Linked DNA regions of Homo sapiens: region 2 is linked to region 1. Evidence: chromatin contacts called from ENCODE Hi-C or POLR2A ChIA-PET data. All regions are on one chromosome and are shown on one strand. The core of a region is the stretch at or near the end of the contact, and the rest is flanking DNA. Distances in the headings are between cores, read along the strand shown.

Region 1 (7,495 bases), core at 1,419-3,918:
TCTGCACAGCAAAAGAAACTATCAACAGAGTAGACAACCCACAGGATGGGAAAAAATATTTGCAAACTATGCATATGACAAAGATCTAATATCCAGAATCTATAAGGAACTTAAACAATTAACAAGCAAAAAAACAACCCCATTAAAAAGTGGGCAAAGGACACAAACAGACACTTTTCATAAGAAGACATACATATGGCCAACAAGCATATGAAAAAATGCTCAACATCACTAATCATTTAAGAAATGCAAATGGAAACCACAATGAGATGCCATCTCACACCAGTCCAAATAGTTATTACCAAAAAATCAAACAATAACAGATGCTGGCAATGTTGTGGAGAAAAGGGAACACTTATACACTGCAGGTGGGAATGTAAATTAGTTCAGCCACTGCGGAAAGCAGTTTGGAGATTTCTCAAAGAACTTAAAACAGAACTACCTTCTTGCTCCCTCTTAGGAGAAAATTCTTAAGTTTGTGTGCTTTCTCTTGATCCCACAAAGGTCAGGTGCTGACAGCCTCCTGTTTTTTTTTTTCCTTAGAGTGGTGCCCTGAAATGCTCAAGTTCATGCGCCTTCCTCCAGTCCCACGGAGTCAGGCCAGCTAACCATTCATGCTCTTGAGCTATCCACAGAGGCTGACATTTGCCTTCTGTGGGAGTGTGCATAGGGAGCCAGTCATGGGTTGCAGGAGGTGAGAAATATAGAGCACTGGAGGTGCCTATGGGTCAATTGGTGGGGAGGTCATCAGGCAGGGAGTCTTCAGCACCTCATGGGCAGGCTTCCTGATGAAGTCTGTGAAGTGGTTGGTAGGATCTGTGGCCCTTTGTTGACATCAGGTGACATCAGGCCCTAATTTCTGTGAGTCTCTGCCTCTATTCCCTGTTCTCAGCCTCTCCCAACCACTCAGCTATGCCGATCACGTCAGTATTCTATGTCAGACAAGAAAAAATGTTGCCCTCTTGGGCAGCATCCTGAATGCCTGTGGAAGCTGAGCACTCACTATGTTCTCACAGTCCAAAGGAATTGTGGACCTGGGGGATCTGTCTGGGCACTGAGGTATGCTGCCTTGAGGGAGAGGTGATGGAAGTAAAGTGAAACTCTTCTTTTTAACCATCTTCAATGCATGTACTTTCAAATTTTTTGCTCCAATGTTGTGCCGGAACTTCTCCAGTATACAACTGGACTCTCATAAAGGTGCTGTCATCCATGAGTGGTTATCAACCCTTGTCTATGCTTCTGTGGAAAGATAATAATAAAAACGTCTAGTCTGCCATCTTGCTAATGTGATTCCTATCTAATACATCTATAGTGCTAAATATAAAGAAACATATTGACCCATGTAATAGCACCACACAAAAACTCTGTGGGGTGGGCAGTATTATTATCCCCTTTTTATAGATGAGGAAACTGAGGCTCAGAGAAGCCCAAGGTCTCATAGCAAGTGAGCCAGCTGGGGTTCAGATTTGAATCCAGGCACTCTGGCTCCCGATGCTGGGTGTGTTTTTAACCATTTTGTTATACTGTTACAGAATAAATGTGCACACAGTTTGTGATCCATAGTTACTGTTATAGGTAGGAAGAGAAATTGAAAAATATGAATAATTAAATAAATGTTAGACAAGTGAAGTAAAAAGTAGCTATAGAAGTTACAAAATGTTTTTCTGTCCTTGTGGTTGTGCACCTCTGGGTCAAGTGAAGCAAATATAATACCTCTTCTTTCTCCAGAAGAGTCACATGATCATGGCTTACTTTCCATTATAAACTATGTGTACTTTAGAACAAACACATTGCCACTGAGTAAAAATTACAGTGTTACTTTAAAAAAGTGAATTATTTCAGAAGTTATACCCACCAAACAAGCTATTTTTAAACAATTAATTTCACAAGAGTACCAGAAGCCTAAATATACTTTCAAAACAGCCTTCAGACACCAAGCAAATTTATACAAGGCACAGTTTGACAAATCTAACTCTAGCTTTCCATTGTTAGCCTCAAAGCCAAGTCAATATGAATGCTGGGTGGTAGAAAGCTCAGAGGGCCGCTGCATGTTTGAGCTCTTGCTGGGGCTCTGGATTCTGACCTCTGAACACTGTGACAAAGTGGAGCCCCACTCTGAAGGGAATGGGCAGCAAAGACATCTGAATTTCCTTCCCTCCACGTGCTGTGCTATCGCCTAATTTTTATCTATCTCTTAGGAGCCAACGACAAATGATTCAGGTGAATCCCAAGTTGTCTCTTTAGGGTTCTTAGAAAATGAGAGGTTTTTATGTCTGAGTACACAGTGAGAGAAAATGTAACTGATGTTCATTTTATTTATTTTTATATTTTAAGGGCTTCTAAGCCTAAAGACTTTAAGCATGCTGACCTGCCTGGAGAGCCCTGACCTATGCACAGCCTTACTTGCAAAATCCTGTGCTGATGATCCAAAGGCATTTCAGATCATAATTCTGGGGTCACCACCACTTGCGGTTATCATAAATACTTTTGAAGCAAGTGAAGAATAGGAAAGATTAAAAAATCTTTAAGGTATAAATTCTACTGAAGCAAGAAGAGATTGCATCTCATCTGAAGAAAGTCCTATAAACTTCAACCACTTAAAACTATATGACAGATACAAAAACAATCTCAAAAAAGGAAGTAGTTCTGTGTGTGACTCAGAGAATAAAAGATTACAGCATTTAGTCATAAGATACTTTGACAGGCGGTTGTTTCAGTGAAAGCACACTGAGTCTTACAGCTTGGACCAGTCATCCATTTAATTAGTGTCACTGTTTCCTACTCTTGCCAATACTCTGTCAAGCACTGAAGATATAGTGAACAAGACACCAGCTCTTCCTTCTTGGAGTTTATAGCTATTGTGGGGACAGGCAGGTAAACAGGCAACTTTAATTCCCACACTTGGGTTGAATGCATTATGGTACAGTACCACACAGGATGCCAGATGCATCTAGAGTATTCACCTGAAAGATAGAGTAGGAGAAAAAGTAGGGGAAGGTGGAGGTGCAGGTGGTGGTAGTGAAAGCGAAAAGCATTCCAGGCAGAAGCAGAAGCAACAGGCAGTTGAGAAAGAGCTTTGTGGATTAAAGCAACTGCTAGTAAGTTCAGTTTGGCTAAAATCTATAGTTGCAGAGGGGGTACTAGGTAAAGATGAGATTGAAGAAATGATCAGGGGTTAGATTCTGAAGGTTTTTTTAAAACTAGTTGAGGAGATCCACTCTATTCCTAAGGCAGTGTGGAGTCTGGATAGGTATGCCATTGATCTGGTCAGGTTTTATCCTACCCATTTCAGGAGTAGCTGGCAGGACTGGCTTCATGGGCATGTGAGCAGTATAGTTACACAGGACCCTATGCTTAGAAGAGCCCTGATCTGGGAGCTTAATGCTACCTGGTCACCATCTTCAAATTCTTAATAATTGTATTTTGGAATTTGTGTTTTGTAAATGATGTCTGAATGGACAACGGGGAATATGCAAGAAGCTTGGAGCCTCAACTCAAGGAAGGTCTTGCCTCCTGCCCCCAACCTGAGACAGCTTCTCAGCCATATGCTCCCCTGCCCCTGATACCCCATGTCGCACCTTACCTGAGCCCCAACAGCTGATACTCTTTGTCCCTGTCAAGGGCATGGGTATGAGTGTGGGGAAAGCAGGGTTGTGTGCTTTCACTCTGTGGAATCCCTGGATGGGCATGGCAGTGGCTGTCCCTGCCCTCAGCCCCAACAGCTGATACTCTTTGTCCCTGACAAGGGCATGGGTATGAGTGTGGGGAAGGCAGGGTTGTGTGCTTTCACTCTGTGGAATCCCTGGATGGGCATGGCAATGGCTGTCCCTGCCCTTAGACTGGTAGTACCATGTCATATCTGGTAGGCAATTGTGTGTCTTAGTGAGGGCAATCCCCTTGCCCACCCCTGATCTATGTACTGACTGTGTCCTGGCATGGAGGTTTAAAGATCTGTAGAGGTCATCCATCTGTTGTGGATTGGGGCAGCAGACCATGGGAAGAATACTTGCTGGAATTCCCCAGGCTCCACTTCTCTGTTGGAGTGTTGGTTAAGCAGCTTGGGGGAGGAGGAACCTGTTGACTATCAGGCCCAAGTGAGTATACCCCATGTAGCAGGCAGAGGCCCCAGGTGTCTGGGAGAGTCTGCACTTTTCCTATGAGTGTCCCATGTTGAGACTGCTGTCAACTTGCTCTGTCTTGAGGGATCCTCTTTTTCTCCTTGCAACTTCCTGAACCTGGTTTGTGTCTGTCTCTTCGGGCCAACTCAAAGCACCTTCCACAAAATACAAACTGTGAAGTTTTGTGATTCTGCATATGGGTTAAATACTCTAATATTTGCAATTCAAACTGATATTACACAATATAAAGAGGAATGGTAAAATTTATGCTAGTAACTTAAAACCTTTCATTTTTCTTTAATCAGAATGATAGTAAATTACAAATAAAAAAACACTGTGACAAGTCAAGAGAGATGGGTAAGAAAGGAAAAGGCCTCTGTATACTTTTACTGACACTATTTTCCTTCTTTTAAAACAAGAGGCCCCACATTTTCATTTTGCACTGAGCTAGCAAATTATGCAGGCAGTACTGGTAGCTGGAAAACACAAATAGACCTATAATAAGTCAGATGGGGAGATGCTAAAATCTGATATCATCTATAGTTCAGGATGACTAATGATTCTAAAGCAGTGATTCTCAAACTTCATCCTCCACTAAAATCACCTAAAAGGCTTAATAGAATACAAATGACAAGGTCCCCAACCTTAGAGTTTCTGATTTGGTAGTTCTGAATGTGACTTCACAGATTTAACTAGTTCCCAGGTGATGCTGATGCTTCTGGTCTTATGAACACTTATCTAATACTATGCGTGATGGTTTGCACCTGCATAGGAAGAGCCAGTGCAGGCTTAGATGTAGAGAGATGGTAGTGAAGAATCAAGGAGAGCTCCTTCCTTGAGTGAAGATTGACAGAGATAGAGGGGGACATAGAGGGGAGAAAGGCACAGAAGATGAACACTATCCACTTTACAATTTTGGCCAGGCTCAGGACCAACCTACTGCTTAACTCTAGGGCCATTTCAACCACCCCTCCCCCAATGGAGCAAAGAGAGAAGCCACTGGGGGTGTATAGTTCTATGCTTTACCTGTCCAGATGTAACAGATGTCTAAGATCATGGTTGGGAAGGTAGGTGTGAATGTATACAGTTTTAGAAGAGAGGAAGTCCAGATATCTCTGTTTGCAGAATACAAGATTCTGTATTTAGAAAACCCCATCGTCTCAGCCCAAAAACTTCTGGAACTGATAAGTAACTTCAGCAAATTCTCAGGATACAAAATCAATGTGCAAAAATCACAAACATTTCTTCACACCACCAATAGGCAAGCAGTGAGCTAAATCATGAATGAACTCCCATTCACAATTGCTACAAAGAGAATAAAATACCTAGGAATACAGCTAACAAGGGATGTGAAGGATCTCTTCAAGGAGAACTACAGGCTGTAGCTCATGCCTGTAAATCCCAGCGCTTTGGGAGGCCGAGGCGGGGGGATCACTTGAGGTCAGGAGTTTGAAACCAGCTAGGCCAACATGGTGAAACCCCGTCTCTACTAAAAATACAAAAATTAGTCAGGCGTGGTGGTGCATGTCTGTAATCCCAGCTACTCAGGAAGCTGAGGCAGGAGAATTGCTTGAACCCAGGGGACGCAGGTTGCAGTGAGCCGAGATCACGCCACTGCACTCCAGCCTGGGAGACAGAGTGAGACACCATCTCAAAAAAAAAAAAAAAAGTTTGTAATTTCTAAGATAACCACTAAAATATTGATACTAATTGGTATAAGCACAAAACCAATAGAGGCGATAATGTGAAATAATGCAATATTTAAATAATAATAAAATAGTGTGGTAATTGCACAGGGCTAAACCAATGAATTTGTAGACAGCCTAAAGAATACAGAAAGAGATCTCAACATACACTCAAATGTCTTTTCAAAATCAATCTTCTGAAATGGTATCATAGGGAGATTAAATACATTATATATGTACATACTTTTCTTAGTTGAAGATAATTAATGGCCTATCCTCTTTACCTTGATTTCTCTGGTCTTCAATTTTTTATCTTGTGATGTGGTTTCTCAAATCTCTTATCATCCCATTTCTTCTTCTGGGCATACTCCATTTCGTCCACATCTTTAAGGGACGCTTTCCAGAAGGGAGCACAACACTTCAGGGATGGTCTGATTGTCCTGAAATGGGATGGAATTGTGATAACTTAGGGTTTGTCAGCTAATTTTAGAAGATTCTCCCTATCTGTGTACACTGAGCTTAGAGATCATGGAAACCTATGTCATTCCACACTTGATCCTATTCATCCTCTATCCTCATTCTAGAAGTTAGTCTTATGAACCCAAATTCAAGAACTCTACACAGTTTTTATTACCTTTTCTCCCACTGGATCTGTGCCATAATTTTAGCCTGAATTACTCTTGTGCCCAGAATCTGTCATTCCATACATTTGCTAAACCCAACCTACCACATTCTTTGAATTTAATAAGCATGCCTTTCAAGAGTTCATTCCAGAAACATGGGACAGGATAGGCTCAAAAGTTCAGAGCATGTAGATTCTCTGACAATGAGAATCGTATATTGCAAAGAGTCAGCTAAAGAGAGTCCTTGAAGTCCAGTATAGGTAAAACAAGTCCTCATCTGCCAAGGTTGCTTGGGTTTCATCCAGCTGGTGATTCATTGAAATAGAGTGGTAAACAAAACAAAGACACCTAGGAGGGAAGAGGCAGCTAAGGTTTTTCTTTGTGGAAATGCCATTGAGTCCATTCTTGACCTCATCAAGTAATCCACCTCCTCAGTTCTCCTACTCCCTGAATACAAGAAGCCATCTTAAAGGCAGTTTTACAAGCCTTTAAAAAAGGAAACATTTTCCCTCTCACTCTTTTTTACCTCTGGAAAATTCCTGCTCACTTTTCAAGTACCAATTCAAATATCACTTTCTCTCTGTTGTGTCCTTGACTCTCTACCCTCATCCTCTATTTCCACTACAAGGATAAATAATAGTTTGCTCATAGTTGCACACAAACAATAGTTTGTTCCTCTAACATTATATTCATTCTGATATATTGCAGTCAATGATTTATGCGTATGATTCACTAGTTTGAGTACTTCTCAAGAGCAGAATTTGGGTCTAACTTGTCTTTGTTTCCTCAGTAGCTTGCATAGGGCTTGGCCCATAAGAGGTGCTCAGTAAATGTTTATTAAATGAAAAAAATACCTTTTGTGCACCTTTCAAATGAAAGTCTAGTCTAAAGTGGTTTAGACATCTATTACTATACAAATAAGGTAATGTGTCTCCAATACACACAGTTGGCTGCTATTTATGCAGGATTAGCTGCTATAGAAGTTTTATCCATGACACCATTGGGCACAGAACTAGAAAAATTGAGTTGATTATTTCCTTCAGAAAGAATTGCTGTTAAGGAAATGCTC
Region 2 (7,495 bases), core at 3,152-5,651, 33 kb after region 1:
TCATGTGCTCTTTATTCCATTTTGTAGATCCATATTTCCACCTAGTATTATTTTCATTTTCTTTTTGCCTTAAGGACTTCCTTCAACATTTCTTGTCAAGGAGGTCTCCTGGTGGATTATTTCAGCTTTTGTATGTCCAAAAATGTCTTTATTTCACATTTGTTTTTGAAAGATATTTTCAATAGTTATAGAAATCTAAGTTGGAAGTTTTGTTTTCTTTCAGTACTTTAACAATATTGCATTACTGTCTCCTTGCTTCTATTGCTTCCAAAAAGAAATTTGTTGTCATCTTTATCTTTGTTCCCTTGTATGTAATGCATCTTTTTTCTCTGGTAGCTTTAAAGATTTTCCTTTTATCACTGGTTTTGATAAAGCTTATTTTAATGTAACTCAGTATAGTTTTCCACACATTGATGATGTTGAGGTTCATTGAAATTCTTGGATTTGCAAGTTTGTAATTTTCATGAAATTTGTAAAAATTTTTGGCTATTGTTCCTTCAAACATTTTTTTTCTGCATCTCTTCCCCTTTGAAGGACTTCAACTGAAAATATATTAAGCTGCTTTAAGTTGCTTCACTTATCGTTGATTCTGAGTTCATTTTTCCCCTTGTTTGTCTGTTTTATTTGAATAGATTCTATTGCTATGTCAAGTTCAGCCTCACCAATCTTTTCTCCTGTGAGATATACTTTGCTATTATTTTCATTAAGTGTATTTTTTTTACCTCAGAAAATGTAGCTTTCATATCTAGAGGATTGTAGGTTTTCTATGTTTCTACTTTACTTTTTGAACATATGAAATATTGTTATAGCTTTTAAAATGTCCATGTGTAATTCTAACTTCTGTGTCAACTCTGGATTGGTTTCAGTTCATTGATTTTACCCTTTATTATAGGTCGTATTTTCCTTCTTCTTTGTCTGCTTTGTAAGATTTTTCACAGCTTTATTGAAATATAACTAACATACCACTGGATTTACTTGTATAAAGTGTGCACATTAACAATGCTTTTTTAGACTGCTAATTTTGATCAGATACCAGACATTGTGAATTTTACCTTGGATGTTGAATATATTTTATTCCTTTAAATATTACTGAGATTTTTTTTCTAGTATCAAGTTAAATTAATTGAAAATACTTTGATCTTTTGAGGTCTTGCTTTTAAGACTTTTTAGGCAGGACCAAAGTTGTATTCAGTCTAAGGCTGACTATTCCCCACTGTTGAGGCAAGTCACTTCTGTGCACTATTTTCAATGCCCTGTGAATTGTGAGGTTTTCCAGTCTGGCTGGTGGGAGCAGGAAAAATTCCCAACCCTTTAGAGAACCAAGTATTGTTCCTTTTTCTCTTCTTCTTATTTACTTTATTGTCAAATTAAAATTACATATTTTTATGGTGTACCACAGAAATTTTTGAAATATGTATACATTCTGGAATGACTTCATCAAGCTAATTAACATATGCATTACTTCACACATTTATCATTTATTTGTGGTGAGACCTGTGATCCTTTTAGATAATTCTTTTCCCAGCCTTAGGTGGTTTCCTTACATGTGTACAGTGATCAATGCATACCTAGCTGAATACTTGAATGGGCCCTTTTGCAAATCTCCAGGTTCTCTTTGTGTGTAGCACTCTTCTCTCTGGTACTCTGTCCTGTGAACCGTGAGTGTTTTGATCTCCCAGGAGACAGATTCTGACCTCTGTCTCCTTAAGTCTGCCAGGCTGTACTTGGGTTCCTGTTCCTGTGGCCTGGAATAGCTTAAGGCACTAAGCTGGACCCAATCAAGGGACTCACCTTGATTGTTTTCCTTCTTTTAGGGATCACTGTCTGTTATGGTTAATTTTATGTGTCAACTTGACTGGGCTAAGGAATGCCCAGATAGTTGGTAAAACATTATTTCTGGGTGTGTCTCTGAAGGTGTTTCTGGAAGAAATTAGCATTCAAATCAGTAGACTGAGTAAAGAAGATCACACTCACTAATGTAGGCAAGCATTGTCCAATCCCTTGAGGGTATGGGTAGAACAAAAGGTAGAGGAAGGGCAAATTTGATCTGCCTTGTTTGAGCTGGAACATCTGTCTTCTCCTGTTCTCAGACATCAGTGCTCTGTGTTCTCAAGCCTTCAGACTCCATCTGTGACTTACACCATCCCCACCCTCCCACTCTCCCCCACTGGCCACAATGCCAGTCCTCAGGCCTTTGGACTTAGACTGAGTTTCACCTCCAACTCTTTCTTGTTTCTTCAGCTCATAGACAGCCTATTATGGAACTTCTTGACCTCCACAATCATGTAAGCCAATTCTCATTTTTTTATATATCCCTGTTGGTGCTGTTTATTTGGAGAACCCTAATTAATATGCAATCTTTCATTCCCTGATGCTCATTGTATTGAAAATAATAGATTCATACATTTTGTCCACTATTTGCTTATTTTAGGTGAGAAATTAAGCCAGACCTTTTACTACATTTTGGCTGGAAGCAGAAGTGTTAAATACTTAAAATAAATAAATAAATAAATAAAAACTTTTTTTCTGTAATTCCAAGGAAGTTTACATATATCTTTTAAAAGAAATTATGATCTTAGAAAACAAGTTGAGTTTGTGTCCACCCCTAAACCTCTAAACCCTGATTAAGTGTAGCACTGGGTGGAAAAATAAACTCAGGAAACCTGAAAATACAACTTTATCTTTTATTTAATGAGCCAATCTACAATGGTATTTTAGGGTCCAAATGATTTCTTCCAGTCTTCTCATCAGGAACTGCTTTTTTCTTGCATTTTTGATTATACTATAGCCAGGGTCATTGGATCAGCCTCATTGGGTTTTGCTTTTATCCTTGTAATGGAAATATATAAAACCTGATGGAATGAGGTAAGGTTTGGTATCCATTGTATTCTTAAAGTTGCCTTCTGGATCTCTTGCCTGGATGCTGGTACCCATTATTCAGATCCTTTCTCCAGTCTGGACCTATTTTAATCTCTGATCATTCTTCCTGGCACATTTCTACCTAGCTTTAGATTTACTTGGAATCTATCAGTAATCTGAACATTTTTCTATCTTTAGTTTCTGGTCTTGTTTCAGCTCTCCTGAGGTCACCTCTCCTGATCCATTCTTACATCCTCTCACCTTAGGCCCTAATGGGATAGGGATAGTTACAATGCTTAGTCTTATAGCAAATTTGTGGCTCTTCAAAGGAAGTGCTTCAAAAATTTTGTTGCATCAATAATGGGGAGAGAAGAGACAAATAGTTATTGCAGTCCAACCAAGTGATAGTATCAAGTCTCTGTGCTTTATGTAAAGACTGGGTATCATTTATTTGCCTTTTGCGTTGTTAATGTGGGGATTTTCTTCCTGTGAGTGCATCCCTTGATTTAAAACTTTGACACTTTTTCTCCTTTAGATTCATAGTGCAGTGGGGATCTTAAGATGCCTTCAAAATGGTATTTCCTATTCTTAAGCTTCATTGGTAATTCCTTGGTGAATTATGAATCTCTGTTAATGAGTTCTGCTGTTTTCTCTTTTAATTCAGTGCTCGCCATGGGGGATAGGAGGACTTTACCTCAATTGTGATATGAAGTGTTCTCTACAAATACATTAAATTTAGTTTGTGTCAGTTGGAATCCTGGCAAGTAGCAGGATTCAACAAGATTAATCAAATACAATACATTAATGAAAGGACTAATTACAGGGGTGTGGGCTTGATTAAGAAAACCAACAAAGGATGTTGAGGCACTCAGAGACTGGTCTCAGTGGAAAACCATCATCACTCCCAATAGGAGAAAACCTGGAGCTGTGGAGGAAGGCAGAGGAGCTGTAGTCATACAGGAACACAGCCATGCCAGAAATGTGGCACTGATGTATAGAGAAAGCAGGTAAAGAAATACCCCAACCTCTCTTCCACCACTCTTTAATCCCCCATGAATATCTCTATAAGCATAGCACAACCAGAAGTCAAATGGAAAAGGAGCCTTGGGTAATGCAGTCCACAGGGCCCCCTGGAACACAACAGAGCAAAGAGGGACATGAAATATACATAATTGGGGTGCAAATGGAGAAAAAATACAGTAAAAAGTCTTTGCATCTTTCTGGATTCTAGCTGGTATATTAGATAATTACTTAAGTATTATAAGTTACCAACTACAGTAAGAATAATAATTGAGCTAAGCTATCATTATACTAATTTTTTTTATTATTTACAGATTTTTAAAATGTAAGCACCTACTAAATTATTTGGGATAATGTTTTAAAAACTATGTTAGAATTTTCAAAATTTTAATGGGCTCTAGCATTAAAGATTTTTCCAATGCAGGATATTTTAAAAGGGCTAATGAGCTAGTGTGGTATGAGTCTACACTCAGCAACCACTGCATTTTTAACTTTTTTTTAATGCTCAAAAATAAACAACAAGATCCCTGAGTGCTTTTGTTGGCTGGGCTGTGTATTTTAAAACACTTACTCAGAACACCGCAGTTATTTGAAGGATGTGTCATACAGTCTGCTGCTGGCTTAAGAAACTATGAGATGGGGGACGTTCAGTTGCCTTTTTAAACTTATTTATTTAATTTTAGAAATAAATGTGTAGCAAAAGGAGTTTTGATTCTATAAGCTGAGAGTCTGTGTACAAATTGCAAACTTTTGAGCTTTAAGTCTCCTCTGTGACTCTAGACTGAGTGGTTGTCTAGGCTGACCCCAACCAAGGCAAGCAACCTCAGCAGTATGTTTAATACTTCAACCCACTTGGTCCTCAGCTCCAAATGCAAGAGTTTCTGAGCAAGTTAATCTTTTCCTTGTACTACTGCTGTTCAGGTGCATTCAACATGAATTTATTAAACAACTATAATGTGCCAGGCGTTGTGTTCGATGTTGGGAGACTAAAGATAAGATGTAGAACCAACATAAGAGAAATGGACACATAAACACACTCTCTGATATCATGTGGTATATGTGGTTACAGACGTAGGTATGGGCATTTAGCCTACCTGAGTCATAGGAAAGCTTCCTGGTGACTAATAGATTTTTGAAGGTTTCTAAATTTCACCTCTAGCGTGGAAATGAAGGTGGGGAAATGAAGGTAGTCTAGGCAGGGAAAACATTACAACTAAAAGTAAAGAGGCATGAATCAGCATGATGAGTGCTAGAAACTATACCAAGCATGAATAGCAAAGAAGGGAGTGGTAAGGGATTAGGCTGGGGGAAATCAACAGAACAGTTGACGTCAAGGGGAGTAGACTTGTTCAAAAGCTTAGACAGTATCTATATGTTATGAGAATTTTTCAAAGAGACTGTCAGCAAATATAGGGGGAGAGGTTAAGCCTAGGGAAGGGGCAACACTGGAGCTCAGTAGTGTAGGGAGAATGAGTAATAGGCCAGCTATGTGTTGTTTCAGACTTCCAGGCATCCATAAGGATCAGGGATCAGACATCAGGAACAACTCACCCATGTGATCCATGTAGCTGTCAGAAAATTCATGAGGAGCTCTCGCCCAGAAATCTGATTGGCAGTGGGAAAAATCCAAAGTGATACATAAATTAAAAGTTGATTCTCTTTGTCTTTGCAATACTGAAATGAGAAAAAGACAAAACAATTGGCTTACATCTCTACAACCCAAGGAGATCAGAGCACTTTGTACCCAAAGGATTGTCAGTACCTTTCTCCTCAGAGGGTCATTTGCACAGCAAATACTCATTTGTCTAGGGGTAGACATAATTGTCTTCAGTTTTGGGGAGATTTAGGGGTATAACCATCAACAGAAGTTCGTTCATAACTATTCAGGTAGTTCATGGCATTGAGTGTGGTAATAATTACAATTTCAAGATTACTTCTCTGTTCTCCTTCCAGATGGGAGGGCTCATTAACAGTTCTAGGTAACAGAGGCTTTCTGCTGGAGTTTAGCCATAACACCTTGGTTTCAGGTTAAAATATACCATAAGAAATAATTTTGAATCCCAAGCCCAGAGTTTTATTCTCCTCTCCAATCCAGCATAATTACATTTTCATTTTGGTAGGCAAAAGATATTCTTATCAATAAATGGTGTTGGGTCAATTGGAAAATCACGTGGAAAGAAAGATGTATCTTAACCTCTACTTTATACCATAACCAAAAATTAATTCCAGATAAATTGTGGACCTCAATGTAAAAGAGAAAACAATAAAACTTCTGGAAGATAGTGGAGGAGAAGAGCTTCATTACCTTGGAAAAGATTTCTAAATAGGACACAAAAAGTGCCAACCATAAAGGAGAAGATCAATAAATTGGACCATATTGATCAATAAATTGGGCTATTTTAAGAATTTATATTCTTAAAGAACACCAATAAGAGAGTGAATGGGCAAGCCACAAAACTCAGATCTAGAATATTATAAGGAAAATTCAGATACCGCAATGGAAAAATGAGCAAAATATTTGAATAGGAATCCCACAAAAGAGTATAATCAAATGGCCATTAATTATCTAAAATGGTATTAACCTTATTTTTCATTGAGGAAATGGCAAGATGACAGTAAGAATGGCCAAATTTTAAAAGACTGACAATACTAAGTGCTGGTGAGAATATGAAGCAACTGGAACTCTCATACTCTGCTGGTGGAAGTGTAAATTTGTACAACCACATTGGAAAACTACATGGAAGTATCTACTAACACCAAACATGCACATACCCTATGACCCAGCAATTCCACTCCAATGTATATACTCAACAGAGATGCATACTTATGAATCCCAAAATACTTGTACAAGTATGTTCATAACAGCCTCAACCCAGAAGTGGGTTGAGCAGTCTATCAACTACAGAATGGATAAATTATATTAAATAAAAAAGTGAAATACAACAACAAAAATTAAGGATCATCTCCTACACACAGTAACTGGATGAATCTCCCATACATACTATCAAATGGAAAAATCCAGATACAAAAGCGTACTTTTTCTATGACTCCCTTTGCATACACTTCAGAACTAGGTTGAAACCAATATATAATGGTAGAAAGGATATTGAGAGGAGAGGTAGTACTAAATGAAAAGGAACGTAAAGTGGGGGAGCTCCTGGGATGTTGGTAATGTTTTATTTCCTAATCTGGATGGCGTTTTCATGGGCATATTCACTTTGTGGTAATTCACAAAACTAGATGCTAAGAATGTGTACACTTTTATTTATGTAAGTTTTGCTTTAATAAAAATGCTTATTAATTCTTTTTTCATTTTGAAAGGATTACTCTGGCTGTTAGGTGAAGAATGAATAGGGGAACAGGTAGGAGCAGATGCAGGATGACTAGTTAATTGACTATTGGATATTTCAGGCAAGAAATAATGGTGAATTGGGCTTGGATGGTGGTAGAAAAACAAAGGCCTGAACAGCCATATGTAGGAGAAGAGATTGGTAGGAATTGGTGGTAGACTAAAAAGGGAGTAGGAACAAAATCTGTCGAAGAAGGTTACTGGCTTATATAAATGGATGAAACATTTTGGCATTCACTAAAATAAGGAATATGGGAATATCGGCAT

What was found. A loop is a pair of places that touch in the nucleus more often than their neighbours do. ChIA-PET counts read pairs that join two places held with the same protein, here RNA polymerase II (POLR2A). Pooled maps may share reads with other maps.
Region 2: a loop to region 1 is called in a map of mammary epithelial cell, with 5 times the contacts of the local background. The contact joins two enhancer-like sites. A Hi-C loop is called at or near these places in 1 of 168 maps with a recorded cell type or tissue (mammary epithelial cell) and 4 of 50 pooled maps. POLR2A ChIA-PET finds 5 or more read pairs at or near these places in 1 of 52 experiments (MCF 10A).

Annotation. Positions count from the first base shown.
Region 1 is chrX:45,443,528-45,451,022 of GRCh38, forward strand. No RefSeq gene overlaps it. Among named protein-coding and RNA genes, the nearest start is that of LINC01204, 58 kb to the right of the region's middle. Within about 2 kb of position 2,669, at least 3 of the 41 ENCODE cell types and tissues checked have a DNase peak (open chromatin) inside an H3K27ac peak, as active enhancers do.
Region 2 is chrX:45,474,935-45,482,429 of GRCh38, forward strand. No RefSeq gene overlaps it. Among named protein-coding and RNA genes, the nearest start is that of LINC01204, 27 kb to the right of the region's middle. RefSeq lists an enhancer at 5,132-6,331. Within about 2 kb of position 4,402, at least 5 of the 41 ENCODE cell types and tissues checked have a DNase peak (open chromatin) inside an H3K27ac peak, as active enhancers do.